Linked DNA regions of Homo sapiens: region 1 is linked to region 2. Evidence: read pairs that join two places in POLR2A ChIA-PET (ENCODE). Cell type or tissue: Caco-2. All regions are shown on one strand. Links, peaks and the distances in the headings refer to the core of each region. The heading gives the core; the rest is flanking DNA.

Evidence for each region. Peaks named below come from ENCODE experiments on the same cell type or tissue, not always from the same donor. Only the 100,000 strongest peaks of a DNase experiment are listed, where the experiment ranks them.
Region 1: POLR2A ChIA-PET joins it to region 2 with 5 read pairs; 5 of 35 experiments call an interaction of 5 or more read pairs at or near these places.

The regions. Positions count from the first base shown.
Region 1 is chr5:177,032,635-177,042,820 of GRCh38, forward strand. It overlaps ZNF346 (zinc finger protein 346), which reads left to right. Exons shown (of 7, transcript NM_012279.4): 2 at 8,492-8,595; 3 at 9,144-9,236. Among named protein-coding and RNA genes, the nearest start is that of ZNF346, 15 kb to the left of the region's middle. RefSeq lists a silencer at 6,056-6,105. In Caco-2, for the core only: a CTCF peak has its summit at 9,536; no DNase peak of the experiment used is centred there.
Region 2 is chr5:177,095,661-177,105,530 of GRCh38, forward strand. It overlaps FGFR4 (fibroblast growth factor receptor 4), which reads left to right. Exons shown (of 18, transcript NM_213647.3): 13 at 1-63; 14 at 397-519; 15 at 627-697; 16 at 944-1,081; 17 at 1,632-1,737; 18 at 1,867-2,484. The coding sequence ends at 2,016. Among named protein-coding and RNA genes, the nearest start is that of FGFR4, 14 kb to the left of the region's middle. In Caco-2, for the core only: no CTCF peak of the experiment used is centred there; DNase peaks (open chromatin) are centred at 591, 1,651, 3,991, 6,490 and 2 weaker places.

The DNA.
Region 1 (10,186 bases), core at 1,551-9,550, 61 kb before region 2:
TCCTGACCTCAGGTGATCCGCCCGCCTCGGCCTCCCAAAATGCTGACATTACAGGTGTGAGCCACCATGCCCGGCCTCTTCATGCCCTTTTCATTGGATAGAAATTTGAGCTTCTTGAGACCATCAGCAGTATGGATTTGGCCAGGCATGGTGGCCCACACCTGTAGTCCCAGCTGCTTGAGAGGCTGATGCAGAAGGATCACTTGAGGCCAGGAGTCTGAATTCAGCCTAGGCAACATAATGAGACTCTGACTCTAAAAAATTAAATTAAAAACAAAAACACAGTATGGACTCACAAAATGGAAGTACCAGTGCTAAGTAGACTTAATAGGACCGTCTTGTTCATTCTTTTAGGCCATACTGCCCATTAAAATACTACATTGTCTAACCATTCTCATCCATGGGTAGATTATACCCAACCTCCCTTTCCTATGATTGTTTGAGGGGTTTTTGCTTTTGAGATGGGGGATCTTGCTCTGTCACCCAGCTGAAGTGCAGTGGCGCAATTATGGCTCACCAGAGCCTCGAACTGCTAGACTCAAGTGATTTCCCCCATGTCAGCTTCCCTAGTAACCAGCACTACAGGCGTGTGCCACCACACCTGGATAATTTTTTAATTTTTTTTGTAAAGATGAGGTCTCACTTTGCTGCCTGTGTTGGTCTCAAACTCCTGGCATCAAGCAATCCTCTAGCCTCAGTCTCCCAGAGTGTCAGATTACAGGCGTGGGCCACTGACCCAGCCCTAGGATCTTTTATTTTCTGCTTTCTGACTATAGCTATACCTAAAAACCCTTTGCCTCCTAATAAGCTGGGTAGTAAATAGGTTTCATCTTCCTAAGGATCACCTTCAGTCAGTTGACGAATTTTTTTGTTTTGTTTTGTTTTGTTTTTGTTTTTGTTTTGTTTTGAGATGGAGTCTCACTCTGTAGCCCAGGCTGGAGTGCAGTGGCATGATCTCTGCTCACTGCAAGCTCCGCCTCCTGGGTTCACGCCGTTCTCCTGCCTCAGCCTCCTGAGTGGCTGGGACTACAGGCACCCGCCACCACACATGGCTAATTTTTTGTATTTTTAGTAGAGATGGGGTTTCACCATGTTAGCCAGGATGGTCTCGATCTCCTGACCTCGTGATCCACCCACCTCGACCTTCCAAAGTGCTAGGATTACAGGCGTGAGCCACCGCACCTGGCCCAGTTGATGAATTTATACAGAGCTCAATTGTAGATTCTAAGGTCACATGTAGGCCTAAGGAATAGCAAGTCATTTTTGAGACAGGGTCTCACTCCCTCACCAAGGCTGGAGCATAGCAGTGCAATCCTGGCTCATTGTAGCCTCGAGCTCCCAAACTCAGGTGATCCTCCCACGTCAGCCACTTGAGTAGCAGGGATAACAAGTGTGCACCACCATACCCAGCTAATTTTTTGTAGTTTTTTATAGAGATGGGGTTTCACCATGTTGTCTAAGCTGGTCTCGAACTCCTGGCTCAAATGATCCTCCCACCTCAGCCTCCTGAATAGCTGGGACTACAAGTGCATGCAGGCTACCACACCTGGCTTAAATTTCCTTTCTTTCTTTTTTTTTTTTTTAATTTTGAGACAAGGTCTTGCAGTGTCACCCAGGATGGAGGCTGAAGTGCAGTGGTGTGATCACAGCTCACTTCACTGCAGCCTTGACCTCCTGGGCTCAAGTTCAAACGATCCTCCCACCTCAGCCTACCAAGTAGCTGGGACTGTAGGTGTGCACCACGACACTCAGCTAATCTTTTTTGGTTTTTTGTAAAGACAGGGTCCCACTATGTTGCCCAGGCTGGTTCTTGAACTCCTGGGCTCAAGCGGTCCTTCCACCTCAGCCTCCCAAAGTGCTGGGATTATAGGCATGAACCATCACACCCAACCCTTAAATTTGTTAAGTTTATTAATTATCTTGCTGTCCCACAAAAGTTCTCTGTGTTCCTACTTCATCGACCCTGTGAAAAGCAGCCCTGTGCTTCATACTCTAGATGGCATCTCTCAGCCTCTGCCCCATACATCTTTTACTTGGCTATCATGTGGATATAAATTAAATCCTGTGAATACGTAACATCTCATAGGATGTAGAATGCAGAAATGCAGTAAAGACCATACTTCTGTGCCTCTTGGCTATTGTTGCTGTCAAAAAAGGTCATGGAACTACATCAGTTTTCCAGCATCCGTTGTCCAGCTTCATAGGTTGAGAGAGAAGTTGTTACAGTCAAAGCATCTTGCTTCCAGCAGAGCTGTGAAGGAGCCTCAGAGACTGTAGGTCACCTATTGGAACATGTATGCATTATTCCTGGAGATGTTTCTGGAGGCCCAACCTAGTATCATACTTTCAGCCTCTCTAGTGATTTTCTTTTTCTTTTCTTTTCTTTTCTTTTTTTTTTTTGAGATGGAGTCTTACTCTGTCGCCCAGGCTCAAGTGTAGTGGCACGATCTTGGCTCACTGCAACCTCCACCTCCTGGGTTCAAGTGATTCTTGTGCCTCAGCCTCCCAAGTAGCTGGGATTATAGGCACATAGCACCATGCCTGCCTAATTTTTTTATTTTTGGTGGAGACGGGGGTTTGCCATGTTGGCGAGGCTGGTCTCAAACTCCTGGCCTCAAGCAATCTACCTGCCTTGGCCTTCCCAAGTGTTGGGATTACAGGCTGAGCCACCACGCCCTGCCTCTCCAGTGAATGAATGAAAAGCACCTCATTTTCCATATCAAATCTTTTGCACCCTGGAGAGATAGTTGGTAGTTGGATTAAAGTTGTGTGCAGATATCATGGCAAAAAGGATGTGTAGTCAGGCTGCCATCTCAGAATTTTGACAATTTTTTTTTTTTTTTGAGACAGAGTTTTACTCCTGTTGCCCAGGCTGGAGTGCAATGGCGCAATCTTGGCTGACTGCAGCCTCCGCCTCCCGGGTTCAAGCAGTTCTCCTGTCTCAGCCTCCCGAGTAACTGGAATTACAAGTGCCTTACCATCACACCCGGCTAATTGACTTTTTTTTTTTTTTTTTTTTTTGAGACAGTTTCACTGTGTCGCGCAGGCTGGAGTGCAGTGGCATGATCTCGGCTCACTGCAACCTCCGCCTCCTGGGTTCAATCGATTCTCCTGCCTCAGCCTCCCAAGTAGCTGGGACACAGGCACCTGCCACCATGCCCTGGGGCTAAACTTTTTTGTATTTTTAGTAGAGACAGGGTTTCACTATGTTGGCCAGGCTGGTCTTGAACTCCTGGCCTCGTGATCCGCCCGCCTCTGCCTCCCAAAGTGCTGGTATTACAGGCGTGAGCTACCGCACCCGGCCTAATTGACAATTTTATCCAAGTTTTTTTTTTTTTTCCCTCTGTGGGCCTTAGCTTCCTCCAACCTCATAAACCTCTCAGTTTTTGTGGGCCAGGAATTTGGGAAAGGCTTGGCTGGATAGTTCTGATTCAGGGTCTCTTATGCAGTTGCAGTCAGATGGTGGCTCAAGTTGAAACAGCAGGGAAATGGAGCATCTGGGAGCTAGAGCTGAAACAACAGCGGGGTGGAGCCTCTGGGGGCTGGCCAGACATCTCTCTTTTCATGTGGTGTCAGGAACTCTCCATGTGGTCTTGATGCATGAAATAGTCTGGGGTTTCTCACAGCTTGGTGGCCTCAGAGCAGTCAGACTGCTTACATGGTGGGCAAAGGCTTTAAAAGCAAACATTCCCAATTTGGTTCCCTTTTATAATTTCTACTTTAATGTGTTTATGTTGCTTAGTGGTCAGATTAACTAGGGATTCAACAAGATCTTGTTCTAAACACCTGGAGCCTATAAGCCCTTGATTTTGTATTGTTGGATCTGTGTGTTGGTAGGGAAGCATAATCAAAGTTCAAGTCATTTTGAGATCTACCCTTCCCACGAGGTCCTTTTGCATCTCTTTTGTGTGTGTACGCAGCCTCAGGGTGGCCATGAGTATGTGGCTAACTTGGGCCCTCTCAGGTCTCCGCTGTCACACAGTCTCAGCCAGGAACACACTTGCCCCAACCATGAGCACACCTCCGGCCAGTGAAGCCTTTCACTCTTCCTGCTTACTGCCTTGGAGATCATCATTTCCATCAACAATATTGCTACATGTAAAGGAAATCAAGTGATTTCCTTCCTTCTGTATGGAAGCTATTTGTTTTCATGGCTAGCACCTTCTTGCCAGAGTTTCTACACCGATTGCAGGAAGGGCTGAGAGCAGCCTCACCTGAGCCTGGGAAATTGAGGCTACAGTGAGCTGACATTATGCCACTGCACTCCAGTGTGGGCACTGCAGCCTGGGAAACCCTGAGGTTTTGTTTGTTTGTTTGTTTTTCCCCATCTGGGGAAAAAAAAAAGCCGCTGATTCCTACTGTTCTTACCTGAAGTTCAGCAGTTTTGCAAGCACAAAATTGCTCTCGGATTGTTAAGTCCCTTTGGTTAACTTCCAGAGTGCTGAAGTGGTTGGTTTTGTCAGTTTTGTCCGGTTTTGTCAGTTTTGTCCTGTTTTATTGTTGCTTCTGCAGGAGATCTCCTCACTCTGCCTTGGCCAGAAGTTCCACCCTGTACTCACTTTGTTTTATATTCAACTTCGCTTCCTCTGCCTGACTTCAAAATTGGGAGGGTCCCAAGGCTCAGTCTCTGAACCTCTTTCCTTCTTCATCTACGCTAGGCAATCTCTTCCAGCCCCACAGTGTTCAATATGATTGATATACCAATGATTCCCCATTTATATCTCCAGCTCTGACCTCCCCCTTGAGCTTCAAGTGACTGACAGATCTGAATCTCCAACTCATCTCCACCTATATATCTGATAGACTACTCACACTCACATAACGAAAAGTCTTTAATTTTTCCTCCAAGGCTATCTTCCCCTAGTTCTAATCTATTCACTTGTTCAAGTTCAAAACCTAGGAGTTATCCTTGACTCCTTTCCTTCCTTCACTCCCACCCCCACATCCAGTCTAAGAAATCAGATGTCAAACCTATTGCCGGAACATAATTCCAAATTCATTCACTTTTCTCCATCTCCACTGACAACCTGCCTAGTCCAAGCTTCCATCATCTATTCTCTGAAGACTACAGCAGCCTTCTCCTTGTTCTTTCTGCTTCCATTCTTGTCCCCATACAGTCTGTTGACAACAACTGTCAGAGTAATCTTTTCAAGGGCAAACCAGATCTTGTCACCTCTCATTACACTAACAATAAAATCCGTAGTTCATACTGTGGCTTATGGAGCCTTATATTCATTCAACATCATCTACTAGGCCTCATGCTGTCTCTCCAACTTAATTTCCTACCATTCTTCTCTCATTCACCATATTCCAGGCATAGTGGGCTTCTCTCCATTCTTTGAACATGGAATATGCCAAACTCATCCCTGCCTCACAGACTTAATACTGTTTCAGGTTGGAACACTCTTTTCCTGTAAGCCTTGTGGCTGACACTTCCCCATGATGATTTTTTTTTTTTTTTTTAAATTTTCAGAGTCAAAGTCTTTCTCTGTTGCCTAGGCTGGAGTGCAGTGGCACATTCACGGCTCACTGAAGCTTCAAACTTCTAGGCTCAAGGGATTCTCCCACCTCAGCCTCCTGAATAGCTAAGACTACAGGCATGCGCCACCATGCCCAACTACGTTTTTTTTTTTTGTGTGTGTGTGTTTTTTAATTTTTGTAGAGATGTGGCTCTCCCTGTGTTGCCCAGGACAGTCTGAAACTTCTGGGCTGAAGCAATCCTCTTGCCTCAGCCTGTTGAGTTTCTGGGATTATAGGTGTGAGCCACCACAACCGGCCCTGTGATGGTCTTTACTAACTCTCCTGCCCCGTCATTCTCTACCCCGTACTCTGCTTGTTTTCATAGCATTTCTAATTCTCTGTCATTGTCTTGCTTATTTTTTACTTTATACCCCATCTTCTTTGTTGGTATGGCCCCCAGCACTAAGTGCAGTGTTGACACAAAGCACGTATTATAAATATATTTGTGTGGACTATGTGAATGTACTCTCTAAGGCCAGAGAGTGCATTCCAGCAGAGAGGTACATTTATTTAGCAGGTGCTTACCTGCCCTTGCTGTGGGTTTGGGAGTCTGATTCTGAATATGCTTGAAACCTCATCTCTTGAACAAAACAAAATCCACAATCTCCAGGTGAGGAAGTGATGACTGAACTCTGACCCCTGGGTATTACCTTCCCCATGTGGGTTTCTTATTGTGAGAAGCCTCTGACCCTCTTTTTTTTCTTCTTTTTTCTTCTTCTTCTTGTGTGTGTGTGTGTGTGTGTGTGTGTGTGTGTGTGTGTCCGAGTTTTGCTGTTGCTCAGGCTGGAGTGCAATGGCACAATCTCGGCTCACTGCAACCTCTGCCTCCCAGGTTCAAGTGATTGTCCTGCCTCTGTCTCCCAAGTAGCAGGGATTACAGGCATGCTTCACCACACCCGGCTAGTTTTGTATTTTTAGTAGAGATGGGGTTTTACCATGTTGGCCAGGCTGGTCTCAAACTCCTGACCTCAGATGATCCACCCACCTTGGCCTCCCAAAGTGCTAAGATTACAGGCATTACCAATCGTGCCTGGCCACCTCTGACCCTCTTTTAAAAGTTCTGGGCCAATTTTGTTTATAGAGTCATTTCTCTTGGTTTTTCAGAGCATAGCTAAGACAGGCAAGGTCTTTCACAAAAATTTACCATTTAAAAGAAAAATGCAGAAATAAAAAGAGATCATTAGGGGCAGAAATACAGCCCTTCTGCCTAAAAGGGCTGACATAGGTAAGCTTTAGATTTTGTGGATTAAGGAGAGACATCTTAAAAGCTCCCCACCAAGAACCTCTTCCAGGGCATCGACTTTTTTTTTTTTAAGACAGGGGCTTGCTCTGTTATCCAGGCTGGAGTACAGTGGCACTAACATGGCTTGCCATAGCCTTGACCTCCTGAGCTCAAGCAATCCTTCTGTCTCTGTCTCAGCCTTAGCCTCCCATGAAGCTGGAACCACAGGCATGTGCCACCACCCCCGGCTAGTTTTTGGTTTGTTGGTGTGTTTGTTTCTATGTAGAGACAGAGTCTCACCATCTTGCCCAGGCTGGTCTCAAACTCCTGGGCTCAACCCATCCTCCCACCTCAGCCTCCCAAAATGCTGGGATTACAGGTGTGAGCCACTGTGCCTAGCCTTGACCACTTTTTGGCTGAGACCAGGAGATTAAAAATGTGGGCCTGCCCTCCTCTCCCAGTTTTAGACTCTGCCTCTGCCTCTGCCTCACATTGCCAGCGCCATGATAGAACTCATGCCTTGGCCGGGCGCGGTGGCTCACGCCTGTAATCCCAGCACTTTGGAAGGCCAAGGTGGGTGGATCACGAGGTCAGGAGATCGAGACCATCCTGGCTAACACGATGAAACCCCGTCTCTACTAAAAATACAAAAAAATTAGTTGGGCGTGGTGGTGGGTGCCTGTAATCCCAACTACTCGGGAGGCTGAGGCAGGAGAATGGTGTGAACTTGGGAGGCGGAGCTTGCAGTGAGCCGACATCATGCCACTGCACTCCAGCCTGGGTGACAGAGCGAGACTCCCTCTCAAAAAAAAAAAAAACAAACAAAAATGAACTTATGCCTTGGGAGAGATTTTACCTCCTCTTCTCTTCTCAAAAAGGTAAGACTGTTCTCCAGGCACAATAATTTAAGCACAGGTTAATACCATGTTTCATATAGTGTGGCACTTATATAATACGTTATGTGATTTTATTTTATTTATTTATTTAGAGACAGAGTCTAGCTCTGTCACCCAAGTTGGAGTTAGTGGCACAACCTCAGCTCACTACAACCTCTGCCTCCTGGGTTCAAACAATTCTCCTGCCTCAGCCTCCCGAGTAGCTGGGATTATAGGTGCCTGCCACCACACCTGGCTAATTTTTGTATTTTTAGTAGAGACAGGGTTTCACCATGTTGGCCAGGCTGGTCTCGAACTCCTGATCTCAGGTGATCTGCCCACCTCGGCCTCCCAAAGTGCTAGGATTACAGGCGTGAGCCACCACGCCCCACCCTGTTATGTGATTTTAAATGTTTCAAAGTCAGATCAAGAACAATGAGAAAAGTATTCCTTTTTCGAGTCTTTCAGTCCTCCTGATTCTATCTGGGAAGAAGTTTCAGTTGGGTGCTACCATATCTTAAAACCTCTCAGCACAGTTGCTGTTCTCTTCTTCCTGGGGAATGCTCCAAGCCTCATTTTTATCATATTTATTTTTATTGGTATCTGCTTAAGTTTATGATCTAAAGATTCCTTTTTAAAAGAAGTTCCTAAGTAAAGAAAGTTGGCATACATAAAATTATAAAATAAGTAATAGTGTAGGTGGTGTGAGAACACAGCATGAGTCACGGTGGCAGTAGGAAAGGCTGGCTGAGGTCTGCCAGTGTCCTAGTATGGCATCCCATCATTCAGTGCCTGTGTTTGAGGCAGGGTTCAAAGGCAGTGCTGTTGAGGTAGTGTTTGTCAACTCAATGATTTCTTGTTTTCCCCTCTATAGTGGAGCACATGATCCAGAAGAACCAATGTCTCTTCACCAACACCCAGTGTAAGGTTTGCTGCGCCTTGCTTATTTCTGAGTCCCAGAAGCTGGCACATTACCAGGTATGCCATCATACTTTTAGAACTGCGTTTCTTTTCAGACCTGGTGCCAAACCACTAATTCTCTCTGGCTTGCATGGTGAAGTGTAATTGCTGCTTAGCCACCCAGATGTTGCCTCCATGCATGTTGGCTTGTGACTTGAAGATTGACTTAATCTCCTTGAGTCTCATCTCCCCCATCCAAATCAGGATCATTATATGTGTATCTTCCCTTGCAGCTTGGCATAGCATAAAGTATGAGCTTTGGCTTTAAATAGATCTGACTTTAAATCAAAACTCTGCTACTCATCTTGAGCAAGAAACTTCATCATTTTTAGATGTAGTTTCCTCATCCATAAAATAGAAATGGTCATAATTTTCTCATAGATTGTGAAGATTAAATTTGGTAGCTGTAAAATGCCTTGCACAGAGCAGGAACTCAAACTTCCCTCACCTCCTCCTCAAAACTTTTTGTGAGGATGAATCAGATGAAAATCTCATAAGTGTTTTTGAGTGCCTTAAGTATGAAGTAGCATTTGGCTATCTTTGATCTTTCTCCTGGGTTTTTGCAGAGCAAAAAACATGCCAACAAAGTGAAGAGATACCTAGCAATCCATGGAATGGAGACATTAAAGGGGGAAACGAAGAAGCTAGACTCAGATCAGGTAATACAGCTGCCATATTGAGCCCACTTGCTTCATGATGAAGCCAGCCAGCAGGTTGGTGTGGTGAACAAGTCAGACTGTCTTGGCTTCAAATCCTGGCCCTGTTGTGTGACTCGGGCAAGTCTATTACTTCACAAAGCCTTGATTTCTTCCTCTATAAAAATGAGGATGGTAATATCAACTACCTTTCAGGATTTTTTAGAACTAAAATTGAGGGCAGATTTATAAAAAGCACCCAATTCAGAGCCTGGCACATAGTAGGGACTCAGTAATGGAGCTGGTATTACATATTACCGCCTAGTGGTTTGTTAGAGCAAGACAAGAGAAAATGGAAAGAAGCCAGGCTGCTTGCTTTCTTGAGGGCCAAGGAAAAGAACTAAGTTCAGCACTTGAATGTTTTGCATAAATAAGCAGAAGGAACACCTTTCCAAATGTCTGCTGTGATTGAGAGGTGATCACATGTGCTTTTTGGCTCAGAAATAATATGAGCATTATGCTGAAGCAACCCCCAATCCCTCAGGAGTACCATCTCATCATGGGAAGAGAAGTTAAGCAGACTAGGGCTCAAAGCTGGCTGTGTGTCTTACTGATCGGGTGAGTTTGGCCAAGTCACTTAACCTCTGTGAACTTCCCCCATAAAGTAGAGATAATGCCTACTTCTTAAGGGTATTGTGAGGTAAAATTTCAATTCCTAGTAGATGCTCAATAAATAAGAGTTTACTCTATAGACTGCTACCTCCTATTATAGTAGCCACAGGTCAGGAAGGTCCTTGTTTATCTCTTCTCAAAATTTACTGGACTCATCCCCTGGTTTCCCTTATTATTTATTTATTTATCCCTGGTTTCCCTCCTTTCTATTTCTCTATCTGTCTATTTGTGAGACAGGACCTGGCTCTGTTACCCAGGCTGGAGTGCAGTGGTGCAGTCACGGCTCACTGCAGCCTCAACCT
Region 2 (9,870 bases), core at 1-8,000:
CCAGTCCTGGTCTCCTGCGCCTACCAGGTGGCCCGAGGCATGCAGTATCTGGAGTCCCGGAAGGTACAGGCGCTAGGGCTCTGAGCCCCTCTCAGTCTCTCCAGCTCCACTCTCAGGCCTGTGGCATTCAATGTCCCGACTTCTCCCTCTCTGCTCTTTTTCATGACCCCACCTCAGTGTCCCCAGGCATTCACGCTTTCCTGCATTCCCCACTCGTTCCTCACCCTTCCCCAGAGGGGAGAGGGGACGCAGGAGAAGGCACTCCCCGTTTCTAAACCTTGACCTCCTCCTCTGTAAAGTGGGTGGAGGGCCCCTGCCCCCGGGCCTGCTGGGGGGTGGTGTGTGCTCAACTCCAGGCCAGGTGTCCTGAGGCACCCAAGCCCCCGCTCCCTGCAGTGTATCCACCGGGACCTGGCTGCCCGCAATGTGCTGGTGACTGAGGACAATGTGATGAAGATTGCTGACTTTGGGCTGGCCCGCGGCGTCCACCACATTGACTACTATAAGAAAACCAGCAACGTGAGGGAGATGGGGCAGAACTGGATGGGGGTGGAGGGGCACTGGGCCCGGGGTGGCAGGCACGAGGACCTGTGGGACTCTGCACTGAGGCCCTCTCTCCCCTCCAGGGCCGCCTGCCTGTGAAGTGGATGGCGCCCGAGGCCTTGTTTGACCGGGTGTACACACACCAGAGTGACGTGTGAGTCCTGCCGGCGGTCACTGTCCTACCCCACAAAAAGGGCAAGGCACTGCCCAAAGTCACGTGGCCCCAGGAGTCATGCGCTCGAGGGCTCCTTCAGATTTGGTCTGGGACCCGAGTGGGCCCAGACTCCAGGAGGAGCCCATTCCCCAACAGCTGTGGTGGGTCATGTCTGTGGGGTCCCCCGTCCTAGCCCCGGTCGTCGGGAGGGCGCTGAGCCACACTGAGCCCTGGCCCTACCTCCAGGTGGTCTTTTGGGATCCTGCTATGGGAGATCTTCACCCTCGGGGGCTCCCCGTATCCTGGCATCCCGGTGGAGGAGCTGTTCTCGCTGCTGCGGGAGGGACATCGGATGGACCGACCCCCACACTGCCCCCCAGAGCTGTGAGGCCTCACCCTGCCCTCGACCCCACTTTCCAGTCCTCCTCCTCCTCTGCCCTGACCATGGCCTCAGGGTGTGTCCCGGCCAGAAGGACAACACTAACAACAACTCCTCGTCCTCCTCCTCCTCTTCCTCTTCCTCCTCCTCCTCTTCCTCCTCCTCCTCTTCCTCCTCCTCTTCCTCCTCCTCCTCTTCCTCCTCCTCCTCTTCCTCCTTCTCCTCCTGCTCCTCTTCCTCCTCCTTCTCTTCCTCCTCCTCCTCTTCCTCCTCCTCCTCTTCCTCCTCCTCCTCTTCCTCCTTCTCCTCCTGCTCCTCTTCCTCCTCCTTCTCTTCCTCCTCCTTCTCTTCCTCCTCCTCCTCCTGCTCCTCTTCCTCCTCCTCCTCTTCCTCCTCCTCAGCCTAGTGGAGTGTCCTGGCCTGGCTTCTACTGATGACCCTCCTATCCCTCATCAAACTCCCCACCAAACTCCTCCCCACCCAGAGAACCCCCGGTCCTCCCCTTCCTCCTGAAGGCCTGAGGCTCCCTGTGACCCTCCGCCCCACCTCTCGCAGGTACGGGCTGATGCGTGAGTGCTGGCACGCAGCGCCCTCCCAGAGGCCTACCTTCAAGCAGCTGGTGGAGGCGCTGGACAAGGTCCTGCTGGCCGTCTCTGAGGAGGTACAGCCCCTCCCACCCACCACCTCCCTCTGCCTGCTCCCCTCCAGGCCTCATCTGGCCTGACCGCGTGGACATGCGCCCCGTCCCATCCCGGGCGCTGCAGAGGCTGACCAGCTCCGTTCCCCACAGTACCTCGACCTCCGCCTGACCTTCGGACCCTATTCCCCCTCTGGTGGGGACGCCAGCAGCACCTGCTCCTCCAGCGATTCTGTCTTCAGCCACGACCCCCTGCCATTGGGATCCAGCTCCTTCCCCTTCGGGTCTGGGGTGCAGACATGAGCAAGGCTCAAGGCTGTGCAGGCACATAGGCTGGTGGCCTTGGGCCTTGGGGCTCAGCCACAGCCTGACACAGTGCTCGACCTTGATAGCATGGGGCCCCTGGCCCAGAGTTGCTGTGCCGTGTCCAAGGGCCGTGCCCTTGCCCTTGGAGCTGCCGTGCCTGTGTCCTGATGGCCCAAATGTCAGGGTTCTGCTCGGCTTCTTGGACCTTGGCGCTTAGTCCCCATCCCGGGTTTGGCTGAGCCTGGCTGGAGAGCTGCTATGCTAAACCTCCTGCCTCCCAATACCAGCAGGAGGTTCTGGGCCTCTGAACCCCCTTTCCCCACACCTCCCCCTGCTGCTGCTGCCCCAGCGTCTTGACGGGAGCATTGGCCCCTGAGCCCAGAGAAGCTGGAAGCCTGCCGAAAACAGGAGCAAATGGCGTTTTATAAATTATTTTTTTGAAATAAAGCTCTGTGTGCCTGGGTCTTCCCTGAGCAACATGGAGTGGGGTGAGGTGGAGGGATCCCTCCAGCAGAGTTCTGCCTACAGGACACGGACTGAGGGCACTGGACCAGGCCATGGGCTCCGCCACCTCCACTGCCCCAGGAGCCAGTGTGTGCCTATCTGGGTCCGCCTGTCCCACCAGCCCCATCTTGTGTCTGCGACAGTGTGAATGAGTATTAATGGGCTGAGTCCGCATTGCACTATACACGGTGGGACTCCTGTACCCTCTGCACATGTGTGTGTGTGCATGTGTGCCCTGCAGCTGTCCCCAAGGGAGCTGGCAGCCCCCCTCCCCCATCTGCTCAGCATTAACCAAGCTGACCGTTAACACAGCATGAAAATCTGAGAGCCAGCCTTAGGCCGCGGCCCGCTCCCACGCTCTGCCGGCTCAGGCTGGGGGCTTGTGGAGGCCATGCCCGCCCCGCCCTGGCCAGTCTCCCGGGCAGCAGCTGGTTGCCGCCCGCCTGGGCTGCAGCTGTCCCTGCCTGCCTGGTCTTCCACTGAGGAGCCGTCACAGCCCTGTACTCAGAGCTCCTCAGAGTGAGCAGCTTCTCAAGGCTCTGAGCCTGGAACCTCCTTCCCTGGCCCCATCCTGGCACGTACTGCTACTCCCCAGCCCCTGAGCCTTGAGTGGGCCATGGGGGGCCCAGGCATGGTGTCTGACCCAGCACTTGGCACTCTCCTGTCCTTTTCCTTACAGGCCTCAGGCTGGGACAGGACTGCCCAACCAGGACAGCCTTCATGGAGGCCATCGGGATTGCCCCCGTCTGCCCCCAGGGAGTGGTGGCTGAAAATGCATATGCGGTCAGAGGGGTCAGACAGAGGGATTGGAGGCTGGGGCCTCCTTGGAAGACTGAGCGTCAGCTCATGATTGTTTATCCTCACTCTGGGCTCCTCCCAGCTCTCAGCATAGCCTCTCCAGCTGACGGTATCCCACACAGAACTCATCTTACCCCCAGAACTGTACCTCCTCCAGGGCAGGAACCAGGGAGTCACCTGACTACTTCCCTCAAGAACCCTGTTCCAGGCCAGGTGCGGCAGCTCACCCCTGTAATCCCAGCACTTTGGGAGGCCGAGGCGGGCGGATCACCTGAGGTCAAGAATTCGAGACCATTCTGGACAACATGGCAAAACCCTGTCTCTACTAAAAAATACAAAAATTAGCCGGGCATAGTGGGGCACACCTGTAGTCCCAGCTACTCAGGAGGCTGAGGCAGGAGAATCATTTGAATCTGGGAGGCGAGGGTTGCAGTGAACCGAGATCGTGCCAGCCTGGGCTAGGGAGCAAGGCTCTGTCGCAAAAAAAAAAAAAAAACAACCCTATTCCCTCATGCGCTTCCACGGTCCAGCGTGGCTCCTGAGGCCAGCACTGCCACCTCTCTGATAATACTGTCTTTGCCCATGAGTAGGGTGCACCTGTCCCGCCTGCCTCCTGGGGCGTAGGGTTTAGGAGGAAGCACGTGCAGATGCACATAGGCTTGGGGGAGGGTGTGATGCGGAGGCCCATGGGTTGGGCTGCGGTGCTTCCCTGGGAGCCGGTGCTGGGGCTTTTGTGTCCCTGAGTGCCCCCCTCCGAGCCCTAGGTATCCAGCCTCCCTTTTGCTCCCTCCCCTGCAGGTGGCTCCAGAGGTAGCTTCCAAAAGCAGACTGGGTTTATGCTCCCTCCTGCTCTCAAAGACCCCCACTAACTCCCGAAAGCCCCCAGACTGACCAACTTTCTTTTTCCTTCCTTCCTTCCTTCTTTTCTTCCTTCCTTCCTTCCTTCTTCCCTCCCTCTCTCTCTTTCTTTCTTTTTCTCTTTCTTTTCCTTCCTTCCTTTCCTTTCCTTTTGCTCCTTCCCTCCCCTCTCTGTCTTCCTTTCTCTCTTTCTCTCTCTCCTCCCTCCCTCCCTCCCTCCCTTCCTTCCTTCCTCTCTCTCTCTCCCTCTCTTTTTCTCTCTCTTCTTTCTTTCTTTCTCTCTCTTTCTTTCTTTTTCTTTTTTTTTTTTTGAGACAAGGTCTTGATCTGTTGCCCGGATTGGAGTGCAGTAATGCCATGGTCATGGCTCTGCTGCCTCAAACTCCTGGGCTCAAGCAACCCTCCCACCTCAGCCTGCCAAGTGTGTAGGACTACAGGTGCATGCCACCATACATGGATAATTATTTTTTAGTTTTTGTAGAGATGGGGTTTTGCTATGTTGTCCAAGCTGGTCTCAAACTCCTGGCCTCAAGCAATCCTCCCACCTTGGCCTCCCAAGGTTCCCAAGCCACTGGACATTCTGACTGAGCCCCTCTCTCCAATGTATAGCCTCCCATTGGGGGGTCACTGTCCACTGACTGTGTCCGCCTGTCCAGCCAATCACAGGAGAAGCAGATCCCTTGGACCTGACCTTGGGAAGGAGAGGACTGGGAGATTAGAATCGTGTGTGAGGACAGTATTCTAAGGGGATGTGGAACAACAGCCCCATTTTCCAATTTCCCACCATGAGCCTGCTGCGGTGCCAGGCTCAACCAACCACGCTCTCCCCTGCCACAGCCTTGCCAAATAAAGATTGTTCTTCCCATTTAACGATGGAGAAACTGAGGTCCAGGGTCACAAGAATGGGGCTCCAGGAAGGAGCTAGGCTGAACCCCAGGTTCCCAGAAGGCCATGTGCACATTGGAGACCAGACCCAGGTCACTCAGAGTGACAGGGGCAGCTGCTGCCTGGTGGGTCCTGGGGGCCGGGAGGGGCTCAGCTGCCCACCCTGCACCCCCTCCCTGCCAGCGTCCCTGGCAGGCACACGCTTCCTGGGGCCATTCCACATTCCTGATGTCCCATGTCAGAATGACACATATACTGCTAATTCCCCTATGCGAGCTCTGATGCTCCAGCTCTCTGCCCTCCCCTCCCCGCTCCCGGCAGCATGGCAGCAGCTGGGGCCTGGCCTCCCTGGTCTGCCTGGGTTCTAGCCTGTGACAGGGGCCCATAGAAAAAGCACTGAGGCCGGGCCAGGCACAGTGGCTCACGCCTGTAATCCCAGCACTTTGGGAGGCTGAGGTGGATGGATCACGAGGTCAGGAGATCGAGACCATCCCGGCTAACATGGTGAAACCCCGTCTCTACTAAAAATACAAAAAATTAGCCGGGCATGGTGGGTGCCTGTAGTCCCAGCTACTTGGGAGGCTGAGGCAGGAGAATGGCATGAACCCAGGAGGCGGAGCTTGCAGTGAGCGGAGATGGCACCACTGCACTCCAGCCTGGGCGACAGAGCAAGACTCCGGCTCAAGAGAAAAAAAAAAAAAGAAAGAAAAGAAAGCACTGAGGACAGGCACAGTGGCTCACCCCTGAAATCTCAACACTTTGGGAGGCTGAGGCAGGCGGATCACCCGAGGTCAGGAGTTCGAGACCAGCCTGGCCAACATGGTGAAACCCTGACTCTACTGAAAATACAAAAATTAGCCGGGCGTGGTGGCGGGCACCTGTAGTCTCAGCTACTTGGGTGGCTGAGGCAGGAGAATCGCTTGAACCTGGGAAGTGGAGGTTGCAGTGACCCAAGATTGCACCACTGTGCTCCAGCCTGGGTGACAGAGGGAGACTCCGTCCCAAAAGAAAAAAAAAGAAGGCCGGGAGAGGTGGCTCATGCCTGTAATCCCAGCCTTTGGGTAGCCGAGCCGGCCGGATCACCTAAAGTCAAGAGTTCCAGACCAGCCTGCCCAACATGGTGAAACCCTGTCTCTACTAAAAATACAAAAATTAGCCGGGCGTGGTGGTGGGCGCCTGTAATCCCAGCTACTTGGGAGGCTGACACAGAAGAATCACTTGAATCCGGGAGGCGGAGGTTGCAGTGAGCCGAGATTGAGCCACTGCACTCCAGCCTGGGCAACAAGAGCGAAACTCCATCTCAAAAAAGAAAAGAAAAAGCACTGAGCCCACCTCTGCACTCTGCCTCTTGCTGGCTTTGTACATAAGGCAGGGTTCTGGTGGCATCAAGACAGTGACTCTGACTTGGGAAGCCCTAGCCAAGGGATGGAGGCTGCTGGCTGGGGAGTCAGCACCTGGGAGGGAGGGGGAGGCGCACGGTGGAGGGGAGGGGCTGCAGGCTGAGTAGCCTCCATTTGAGATGCTTGGGACCAGAAGTGTTTCAGATTTCAGATTTTTCAGAGTTTGTAATCTTAGAAACAGGACCTACATCTAAACACAAAATTCATGTTTCATATACAAAATGTTTCTAATTCAAAATTTATGTTTCACATACACCTTGTATACATAACCTAAAGGTAATTTTATACAATATTTTAAATAATTTTGAGCATGAAACAAAGTTTGTGTATACCGAACCATCAGCACAGTAGGGGGCCGGGCGTGGCGGCTCACACCTATAATCCCAGCACTTTGGGAGGCCAAAGCCGGTGAATCACCTGAGCTCAGGGGTTCAAGACCAGCCTGAGCAAAATGGTGAAACCCCCATCTCTACAAAAAAATACAAAAATTGGCCAGCCAGGCACAGTGGCTCACGCCTGTAATCCCAGCAGTTTGGTAGGCCGAGGCAGGTGGATCACCTGAGGTCAGGAGTTTGAGACGAACCCAGCCAACATGGTGAAAACCCATCTCTACTAAAAATACAAAAATTAGCTGGGCATGGTGGCGCGCCCCTGTAATCCTAGCTACTTGGGAGGCTGAGGTGGAAGAATTGCTTGAACCCAGGAGGTAGAGGCTGCAGTGAGCGGAGATCACACCATTGCACTCCAGCCTGGGTGACAGAGAGAGACTCCATCTCAAAAAAAAAACAAAAACAAAAACAAAAATTAGCCGAGCATGGTGGTGGTTGCCTGTAATTCCAGCTACTCGGGAGGCTGAGGCAGGAACATTGATTGAGCCAGGAGGTTGCACTGAGCCAAGACTGCGCCATTGCACTCAGCCTGGGTGACAGAGTGAGAGCTTGTCTCAAAAAAAAAAAAAAAAGCCAGGTACGGTGGCTCATGCCTGTGATCCTAGCACTTTGGGAGGCTGAGACAGGAGGATCACTTGAGCCCAGGAGTTTGAGACCAGCCTGGACAACGTGGCAAAACCCCATCTCCACAAAAAATAAAAAAGTAGCCGGGTGTGGTGGTGCACACTTGTAGTCTCAGCTACTTGGGAGGCTGAGGGAGGATCATTTGAGCCGAGGAGTTCGAGGCTGCAGTAAGCTATGATTGCTCCACTGCACTCCAGCCTGGACAATAGAGAAAGACTCCGTCTCAAAAAAAAAAAAAGAAAGAAAGAAAGAAAAGAAACGAAAAGCAAATATGTCAGGTGTGGAATTTTCCACTGTGGCATCATGTCAGTGCTCAAAAAGTTTCAGATTTTGGACCATTTCAGGTTTCAGATTTTTGAATTAGGGATGCTCAACCTGTATGACCAAAATTACTCTCTCTGAGCCTCCTTTTTCCAACCAGTCACATAGGAATGATGACACCCACCTCAGAGCATGGTTTCTACTGCTCTGTAAACAACAGCTGTTGCTGCACAGAGATCAGGAAGGAATGGCTTCCAGGGGTGGATTACTGTGCAGGTGCCATGATCTCATTTCCTTCTCCTGGCAGCCCTTCCACAAAGGCATTCTTGCCCCATTTTCCAGATGTGGACACTGAGGCTCTGAAGGTGGAAGTGACTGGCCCAGGGTCACAGGGGGGGAAAGTGAGAAAGTTGTTGCTCAGGGCCAGGTGCGCTGCCTGTCCCACGGAAGAGCCCACTCCCACAGCCTAGTCAGCCCGGCAGTTCTGAGGGTCAGGAGAGGCTCTGGGTGTGCATGAAGCAGGGGATGTCTGTGACTGAGATGTGCACACACAGGGGTGGATGGACAGTCACCACACCCAAGCACAGAGGTGCCTGTCTCAGTGCTCCTGCCTCCAGCCCCATGGCATTCGGTCCCTGCCCCTTCAGTCCCCTCCCATGGGCCACTCCTTCCTGGGGACACTCTTCCTACCACCTCCCGGGGACACACTTCCTACCGCCTCCCACGTGGCTGAGACCCACTTGCCCTTCAGATGTCACTCAAGCCTCAATTCTTGGGCAGCCTCCTCAGGTCCTCCATTCCAGGTCGGCTTCCAGGCTGGGCCCCATTCACAGGCTCTGGCGGCTGTCTCTGTAGTAGAGGGATGCTCTGAATAGTCTCCTTCCCCCAGACTGTGAGCACCAAGACGCAAGTTCTGCTTTGGTTGTGTTTTGTTGTTGTTTTTGTTTTTGTTTTTTGAGACGGAGTTTCACTCTTGTCACCCAGGCTGGAGTGCAATGGCATGATCTTGGCTCACTACAACCTCCGCCTCCCAGGTTCAAGCGATTCTTCTGCGTCAGCCTCCCAAGTAGCTGGGATTACAGGCATGCACCACCATGCCTGGGAGACGAGGTTTCTCCACGTTGGTCAGGCTGGTCTCGAACTCACAACCTCAGGTGATCTGCCCTCCTCGGCCTCCCAAAGTGTTGGGATTACAGGCGTGAGCCACCGCACCTGGCTTGGTTGTGTTTTTTAAATCAGTAGCTCTGAAGATGTAGCAGATGTCAGAGTTATCTAGTGGGCTTGTATGCTGGACACCCTACCCCCCAGAATTGTGTATTTAGTGGGTCTGGGGTGGAATCTGGGAATTTGCATTGCTACCCAGATGCTGCTGATCTGGGGAAGGAGTGGGGGTCACACTTTGAGAACTATCGTTTAGTTTAGTTTTGTTTTTTGAGATAAAGTCTCAGATTCTCTCGGCTCAGCCTCCCGAGTAGCTGGGATTACAGGCGTGCGCTACCACGCCCAGCTAATTTTTGAATTTTTAGTAAAGACAGGGCTCCACTGTGTTGGCCAGGCTGGTCTCGAACTCCTGACCTCAAGTAATCTGCCTGCCTCGGCTTTAGTTTTGTTTTGTTTTGAGACAGAGTCTCACTCTGTTGCCCAGGCTGGAGTGCAGTGGCGCAATCTCAGCTCACTGAAACCTCTGCCTCCTGGTTTCAAGCGATTCTCCTGCCTCAGCCTCCCAAGTAGCTGGGATTACAGGTGTGTGCCACCATGTCTGGCTAAATTTTGTATTTTTAGTAGAGATGGGGTTTCACCATGTTGGCCAGGCTGGTCTCAAACTCCTGACCTCAGGTGATCCACCCGCCTCGGCCTCCTAAAGTGCTGGGATCACAGGCATGAGCCACCTTGCCTGGCCGAGAACCACAGTTTTAAAGAAGTCAATAAATGTACCTAGTTTCAACAATTAAAAAGCAATTCCAATGGTACAGAAAGGTTTTCACTGAAAAGCAACTCCCCCCACCCCCTGCTCTCACTGTCTCCCTCCCCAGCAGAAACCGCCATCATTTCCTGGGTCTCCTTGCACGGCCCCCATCGCATGCTGTGTGGCCCTCAATCCAGTTCAGCTGTTACCAGTCTTGCTCCTCCCC